Regions from separate parts of the Homo sapiens genome. Here region 2 is linked to region 1. Evidence: chromatin loops called from intact Hi-C (ENCODE). Cell type or tissue: Caco-2. All regions are shown on one strand. Each heading gives the region's core, and the rest is flanking DNA. Links, peaks and the distances in the headings are about the cores only.

Evidence for each region. Peaks named below come from ENCODE experiments on the same cell type or tissue, not always from the same donor. Only the 100,000 strongest peaks of a DNase experiment are listed, where the experiment ranks them.
Region 2: it touches region 1 in a loop (5-fold over the local background); 2 of 110 quality-filtered maps call a loop at or near these places.

The regions. Positions count from the first base shown.
Region 1 is chr11:113,668,277-113,672,678 of GRCh38, forward strand. The region is part of intron 1 of LOC107984390 (a long non-coding RNA gene); the gene reads right to left. Among named protein-coding and RNA genes, the nearest start is that of TMPRSS5, 36 kb to the right of the region's middle. RefSeq lists a silencer at 131-425. In Caco-2, for the core only: no CTCF peak of the experiment used is centred there; DNase peaks (open chromatin) are centred at 2,095, 2,355 and 2,725.
Region 2 is chr11:113,569,668-113,574,069 of GRCh38, forward strand. No RefSeq gene overlaps it. Among named protein-coding and RNA genes, the nearest start is that of DRD2, 96 kb to the left of the region's middle. In Caco-2, for the core only: no CTCF peak of the experiment used is centred there; no DNase peak of the experiment used is centred there.

The DNA of each region.
Region 1 (4,402 bases), core at 233-4,232:
AGGCAAAGATTTTAAGAGGTTCTCACCTGATCATTCCAGAGTGCTTTAAATTGTTTATGTAAACAGGGCCCTAAACCCCTAATGGTGGCTCTATCTGAAAGAATGTCAGTGAGATAAAACTTAAGCCTTGGCAGCCAAAGTTATAAGGAAACAGAAATGATAAATAAGATGAGGAAGAGTAAGCAGAAGCTATAAAGTCAACAAAAATAGAGTACTGGGGAAGTATAAGGTATTGGTAGAGAGCCAAGTAAGGAGCAGATACACAGAGCTGCTGATTCACTTAATGGTCAAACAATAGAAGAAAGACACACAAACAGATGGCTTTGTGGTGCAATGAATAGCACATTGGACTTCTAGTGATGAAAGAAAGACACACAAATTTCTTCTGCTCCTCTTGCCCATTCTGCCACCTTGAAATCAGAACCATGTACTTGTTCCTGCTCTTCCTGAGATCTGTTCAGCTTCTTTGGGGATCTTTAAAATGAAATGAAGTACAGTTGACCTCCTTGAACAACACAGTTTGAACTTCACAAGACCACTTATACACAGATATTTTTCAACCAAACAGGGATCAAAAATACAGTATTCATGAAATACAAAACCTGTGTATATTTCAGGCTGACTTCTCATATACACGGGTCTCACAGAGTTGACTGTGGGACTTGAGTATGCACAAATTTTGGTATCCATGGGGCGTCCTGGAACCAATCCACCCATGTCTACCAAGGGATGACTGTAATTTGAGTGAGTGCCTATGCCTTCTAACCAAAAGAGACAAATAAAATAGCCAGACAGAGAAAGGGAAAGGGCATTCCAGGCACAGCCAAGTCATAAAACAGCCTGGAATTTATGAAAAGATGAAAACTTCAATCCAGAATAGAAGAAAAGGCTGAGAACTAAGAGAAAGGAAAACAGTCAATAAGACTAAAAATAGGTTGCTTAAGTGGTTTCTGTGAAGAAGGAACAAAGTACACAGCTTTATGTCCTGCATTGCCAGAAATATGCCCAGGGTTTGGTTCCCTAAATTGGGTTAATACCCACAGAATCCAGACTGAAAGGATCTTGTTTCTTTAAAGCAGAAATTCTCAAAGTGTGGTTCTCAGACGAGCAGCATCAGCACCACCTGGGAACTTGTTAGAAATGCAAATTCATGGCCTGGCGAGATAGCTCATGCCTATAATCCCAGCACTATGGGAGGCCAAGGAGGGCGGATCACTTGAGGTCAGGAGTATGAGACCAGCCTGGCCAACATGGTGAAACCCCCGTCTCTACTAAAAATACAAAAATAAGCCAGAAATTGCTTGAACCCAGGAGGCAGAGGTTGCAGCGAACTGAGATTGTGCCACTGAACTCCAGCCTGGGCGACAGAGGGAGACTCCATCTCAAAAAAAAAAAAAAAAAAAAAGAAATGCAATTTCACAGGCCCCACTCCAGATCTACAGAATCAGAAACTTTGGTGGAGGGTCCCAGCAGTTGGTGTTTTGATGATCTCTCCAGGTGATTCTGATGTATGCTGAAGAACAACAGCTCTGTTAGCCAAGAAAGCCGGCCTTTGCTTGGACTTAGCAGGGAGAAGCCCAGGCACAATTAGGGGCAACATATGCACGGAGCTGGGCAAGGTGAGATTATTCACCCTCTATGGAGCCCACCTGCATGTGGCTAGTAGTGAAAAAGCCTCACTCTAGGTCGCAGAAGTCTCCTGCATCCCCACCACTGGCTAAGTGTAGAAGAGTGCAGAAAGGAGACAAGAGGGGGAGAACTGTGTGTAGTGAAAGCAGAGACCTCTACTCACCCTAATGAGAGGAGGGATCCAGAATATCCTAGATCCAGACTGATATTCACATTATTGTAAGTTCAAACCTCCACTTGAGTTTTACAGCTGCTTGGAACTGAACTGTGCTGATTTAAACCTAAACTCAAAATTATAAATGCAGAACAAGTCCTCCTTCAGGATATGCCTCTTATTTTCTTAATTGGTTATTGGAATGTTCCATCTGCCTGTGGCTAAAGGGTTAGAGTGCCCTGGTCAATCCAGAGACTGTTCTACCTTGTGACAGGCCAGATCTCACTCCTGGCTGATCAGGCAGGCCTCTGTAACAGCTGTTTCAGCACTGACTGAGTGGTTAAATATTAAAAGCTGAAGAAGTCTCCTTATACAAAGACTAGAATGTAACAAAAGCCCACCAAGAGTTTTGCCTAGGCCTTTCCTGGGCCTTGAAGCATGACAAGATAATGAAAGAATTCTTAACAGGACCCATTTAGGATTAAACAAATTTTTATTGGAGGTCTGAAGAGACTCTCCAGACCTCCACAAACAAGTTTATTGGAGGTCTGAAGGTTTGGAGGTCTGAACTCCCCAAACCTCCATGATTTAGCAGGAGACAAGATAAGGGTAATCACCCCAGCACTGGGATCCATGTAGATTAAGTAAATTTACTTAGGTTCCAGAGGAATGTCTTCAGGACTCAGACCTTAGTTATAGATTAGAAGAAGTTAATCACTTATATCTTTAGATGCCTGCACACTTACACATAGACATATAGCTTAGAAGGTATATAAGCTCTGGAAAACTTTGTAATTTTGAGTTGGTCTGGCGATTTTTTCCAGGTCTTCTCCCTGTACCCGGTTACAAAAATAACTCTCTTCTTTCCCAGTTCATCTGCATCTCCATATTGGGCTGCAAGAATAAGCAGCCTGACCCTCAGTTTGGTCTGGGAACAATGTCTCCTCCAACCTCAATGGCAGGCTGTTGTGCAAGACCCTCATTCTCTAGCCTTCAGTAGCTTCGAGTTCACATAGTTTATTGATCCTCAACAGTAGAATCAACAGGGCAGCTTAAAAGGAAATTTTAAGTCCAAGCCACATCCCAGAGCAGTTAAATCAGAGTTTCTAGAAGTGGTTCAATCATTGCTATTTTCAGAAAGCCACCAAGGTGATTCTAACATGCAGCCAGGGTTGAGAACTGCTGAGGATTAAAGTTTTTGTGTGAATCCCACCTTCCTTCTGTCTGGTCTCTAATGCTTAAGAAAGGAGGGTCCCCTATGATAATGAGACCTGGACTCTTGGATAAGGAGGTTCATGAGACTTAATTATTCCAAGGCTATGACATGGCAAAAGTGTCCAACAACTAATATGTATAATTAAAATTTATGATATATTTTGTGAGTCAATCATTCAACAAATATCTATGGCATGCTTATTACATATCAGACATTCAGGATATAATAAATAGACAAAAATTCCTGCCTTCATGAAACTTACATCCTAGTCGGGGGAATAACAAATTAGTAAAATATATGCTATGTTAAATGGTGACAAGTACTATGGGAAAAAATAAAGCAGAGAATAGGACCAGGAATTGCCCAGGACTAGGGAGGGTTTGCTCTTTTTAGAATGGCAGAGACTTAAGTCAGAGAGAGGAAGTAGCCCTGCAGACATTTGGAGAAAGAACAATCCAGGCGGTGGAGGATTACCCTAGGGTAGGAGTATGCCTACCATGTGCTAAGCTCCTTGCAGACATCATTGTATTTTATTCTCACACAACCCTTTAAGGGTGGTATTATCCCCATTTTCCAGTGTTCAGAAAGGATCAGCAGGCTGGGTGCAGTGGTTCACGCCTGTAATCCCAGCAGTTTGGGAGGCCGAGGTGGTGGATCACCTGAGGTCAGAAGTTTGAGACCAGCCTGGCCAACAAGGTGAAACCCCATCTCTACTAAAACTACAAAAATTTGCCGGGCATGGTGGTGCATTCCTGTAGTATCAGCTACTCAGGAGGCTGAAGCAGGAGAATTGCTTGAACCTGGGAGGCAGAGGTTGCAGTGAGCAGAGATCACACCACTGCACTCCAGCCTGAGTGACAGAGCAACAGGTGCTGGAGAGGATGTGGAGAAATAGGAACACTTTTACACTGTTGGTGGGACTGTAAACTAGTTCAACCATTGTGGAAGTCAGTGTGGCGATTCCCCATGGATGTAGAACTAGAAATACCATTTGACCCAGCCATCCCATTACTGGATATATACCCAAAGGATTATAAATCATGCTGCTATAAAGACACATGCACACGTATGTTTATTGTGGCACTATTCACAATAGCAAAGACCTGGAACCAACCCAAATGTCCATCAATGATAGACTGGATTAAGAAAATGTGGCACATGTACACCATAGAATACTATGCAGCCATAAAAAATGATGAGTTCATGTCCTTTGTAGGGACATGGATGAAGCCGGAAACCATCATTCTCAGCAAACTATCACAAGGACAAAAAACCAAACACTGCATGTTCTCACTCATAGGTGGGAATTGAACAATGAGAACACATGGACACAGGAAGGGGAACATCACACACCGGGGCCTGTTGTGGGGTGGGGGCAGTGGGGAGGGATAGCATTAAGAGAT
Region 2 (4,402 bases), core at 188-4,187, 99 kb before region 1:
CGTCTTAGAATACATTGCTGTCAAGCTGGCAAACCCCTAGAAAATAGGTTTGAATGTTGTCATTATCCGGAGATATCTCTGTGTCTCTCACTGTGCTTGACTGTATTACTGCTCAGCAAATGTTCATTCTTTTAAGCCCCCAACCCCCTGGGAAGAGGTGCCTCCCACACATCAGATATTGAGTTTGACCATGCCACTTGCTTTGGCCAATGGAATGTGAGTAGATACAGAATACAGACCCAAAGCTTCTAGAAGGGCTGTATGATTATGGTAGACCTCTTGACAGTCTGCTCTCTACCATAAAAAATATATATATATACTCCTTCAGCATAGTCCTGGAATGAGAACATACATAAAGCAGGCATGAACTTGACTCTCAGCCCAATACCAAGTATAGCCAGGCCCAGCAGAATGACAGCTGACCTGCAGAGCATAAGTAAAAACTGTATGTTAATTGCTATGAACCATGAGGTTTAGAGATTGTTATCATAGCAAAAACCAACTCATATACTCACTTCCTTGATCCTTGGCAGGTCCATTCAAATGTGATCCAAATGTTATCATTCAGGTATCATGAAGTAAAGACATGGATGAGCTTTAGAGGCAGGTAGACCTGAGTGCTAATCCCAGTTCTGACATATACTAGATGTGTGATGTTAGGAAAGCTACTTTAGTCCTCGGAACCTCAATTTCTTCTTCTATAAAATGAGAGTGATGGAAAGCACCTCATAGGATTTTTATTAGCAGTATTATGAAAAATGTACACATGTGTATTTGGGGGACCTTTCCCTTATGTCTCTGAGCCTCAAGGTTGCCAACTGTTAAAAAAAAATAATAAAATGTAGCTATAAAGCTACACAGTCTCTAAGTTTCCCCCTTGCTCTAACAATTTCTGAGTCCAAGTGCATACACATTTGCTCATTCATTCATTCATTCACTTGCTCAACAGCTATACTTTGGGCAGCCTTTCTATGTAAGCACTGTGTTAATGCCATGGGAACACAACACTAAAGACCAACAGGTTCCCTGGCCTCATGGAACCCACCTGTACATCTCCTACCTCCAGCAAAACTCACCACCAAAGCTAAGAGCTTACACATTAGTGAAGGACGCAGGCATCCAGTATCTACTTGGCTTTCAATGTATGTATAGAGGGCTGCTGGAGCATGTAACAGGGAACCTGACTTGGTGTGGAGGCAGGGTAAGTGTCTCCAAAGAAGGAAATTAGAGACAAGCACTGAATGATGAAGAAATTAGCCAGGGCCAGGGCAGTTGAAGGAAGAGGGGTCCAGGCAGAAGGAATAGCATGTTCAAAATCCAGCCTGGTTGAAGAGTAAGTAAAGGGAGTATTGTCTTGAGAGAGAAGAGGAGGAGACAGATCATATAGGTGCATTGCAAGCCATGTCAAAACTTTGGACTTTCATCCTAAAAAAAAAATCAGGGGCCTTGAGGATTTGAAGACAAAGAGAGATAAGATCAGGCTTGCCATTTGCAAAGGTCACTCTGACACACCTAAAACAAAGTGATTCAAAAAGGGTGGAAGTGAAAGCATAGACCAGTTCCAGCTAAACATGAGCTTTAACATATTTACCTCTGTTTCCTCCCAGATGTGACTAAAAAGGTGACAGTAAAAGGATGAAAAAAGGCATAAAACTACAACAAAGAGAATGGGAGACGAGATAAAAGTATGCAAGAGATGTAAACAAAATTTTCAAATTTGGGAGGAAAATGGAAAGAGCACAAATAAGTTTTGCAGACTAAAAAGAGCTGGGCCTAACTGCCTGCATGAGTAGACTGGAGAAGGCGAGAAGCAAAATCTCAGAAGTCATCACTAAAGAACTTATCCGTGTAACCAAACACCACCTTTTCCCCAAAAACTATTGAAATAAAAAATAAATTTAAAAAAAATTTCAGAGATGATAATTCTCAAAATTTGATTCTCCACACACCCTTTCCACCCTTTCTCAGAAAGCCACGGGAAGATAGCTCCGCCAAAACAAGAGGAAACAAAGAGAAAGCTCTGGGATCCAGAGGACACAGGAGTCAACAAATAAGAGAGCACAGGAGGTGCCTAGGGGAGTGAACAGAGCTCCCAGAGTGAGTCTGTACAACAGAATAAGAAGGTGGCCCGTCTGGATTGGAGCAAAAGGCAGGGCCTCCAAAAGAATATCTTACTGGAGTTTTTTAATATCCCGAGAAAAGAATTATACTTTTGCCAGAGAGTTGGGGTAAATTAATGATAAATACAGAGAAACTAGGCAAATGAAAACCAGAAAAAAAAGGAAAGAAAAGAAAAAACAAAGTTAGTAGTAACAAAATAGAAAAACAGAAAATTATACCTAAAAGGAATTCTAACTATGATTCAGCACATGGCTTAACTATAAATAACATTCATATAATCATAATAATATAAACAATGAATAATTATTTAATCCAACAAACTGTGATGTAGCTATATTAGAAATGAGAGAGGAAGTGGGAAGGAACAGAGTGAAAGAGCCAAGTCCACATTTTTTATTACGGAAACTCTATAAATAATATGCAACACTTTAAAACATTAAGAAAAAGCAATGCGAATGTGTTGTTTAGAAATTAAGAGAAAAATGCCCAAAAAACTAAAGAAATTCAAAGTGGTTGCTTTGTCTGAAACTGAGGCTGGAGAGGACTGGGGAATTTTGCTTTTCAGTATTTTAAAATATAAATCTCTTAGGATGTTTGACATTTATGGCTGTACATTTATATTTATACACATGTGTTAGTAATAAAAACAAAAACTAAGTGAAAGGGAAAAAAAACAACACAGTAAGTAGCTACACAGAGGAGCTTATGAATAGATACCTACAAGACAAATGGCTAAAACAGGGGAATGTTAAAGAAGGGGTATTTGCGGTTTGGAATGAGTTTTGCAGTGACGTTATTACACATACATGGATACAAAAATTGTGGTATCTCAACTTTTTGAAGGAAGTGAAGATGATGTGTTTTGGAAAATTGGGATAAATGACTCAGAATATTACCTCTAATGATGGGGAAGAAAACACTAATGTTGAAAATGCATGAAAAGAGTTTAAATGAAAAGATTTCATGAAATGATGAGGGTGGGGGAAACTGCATTTCTAAGTTCACATGTGATTTTATATAATATATGACTTTAATAATGCATATGTAAGTGAACTAATTGATAAGCTAACTTTAAGTTGGAAAAATATGAGATGGAAATACACAGGAATATGAAGGAAAAGCAGGGTCAAAAACACACCATGCAAATGCATGTTTGAAGCTGAAATGCAGGGTAAAAAGTGTTAATCAAACCAAACAAAAAAGTGCCTTATGTAAAAGGTACAGTTCACATTGAAGGTCTAACATCCTTGAATATCTGTTCAATAATAATGTAACATCTCAATTCATAAAATAAAAACTAAAAATATTAATGAGAAATGGACACACATTTGTTGACTAATACCCACTATTGGCAAGGGTGTGGAACAACAGACACTCACATTTTAGGGTTGACAGAGTAGGCATTCTATGAAGGGCAATTTAAAGTGTTTCTCTAATGTACCAGAATACAAATCTTTGGCCCAGAAAGTCTGTTTCTATAAATTTATCCTTCAGGATAGACTTGTACATTGTGAAAGGCCATTGCAAAAAACATTTATTACAGCATTGTTTATAATGAAAAAACGTTGAAAACAGTCTAAATCCTCTCTACTCAAAGGGTGGTCAAGAAACCAGAAGCACCAGCATCACATGAGAACTTGTCAAAAATGCAAACTCTTGGGTCCTACCCTACAGAATCAGCCTCTACGTTTCTTTTTTTTTTTTTTTTTAAGTTCTGGGATACACGTGCAGAACGTGCAGGTTTGTTACACAGGTACATATGTGCCATGGTGGTTTGCTGTGCCTATCAACCAGTCATCTAGGTTTTAAGCCCCACATGAATTAGGTATTTGTCTTAATGCTCTCTCTTGCCTTGCTGCACACCCCCCGACAGGCCACAGTGTGTGATGTCCCCCTCCCTGTGTCCATTTGTTCTCCTATTCTTGCCCCAATTAAGTCAGTGTTTTTCCTCCTTCTCATTCCCTGGTGATCGTGGTTGGCACTGATCATTTTCACCTCACTCAGCTCCTGGAGGAGGTAGTTAAAGAAAGGAACTGGGAAAGAAGTTACTCCATAGTCCCTAGGTCCCACTAAAAAATAAATAAATAAATAAATAAATAAATAAATAAATAAATAAATAAATATGCAGCCCAAAGCAGCCCTTACCTTGTCCATATTTCACAGCTTTGTCTGATCTGATGCCCACATAGGACATAGACATGGAATGATCTAATAGGTCAGAGTCCTCCCCAAACTCTCTCTCTCTCAAACATATATGCTCACACACACACACACACACACA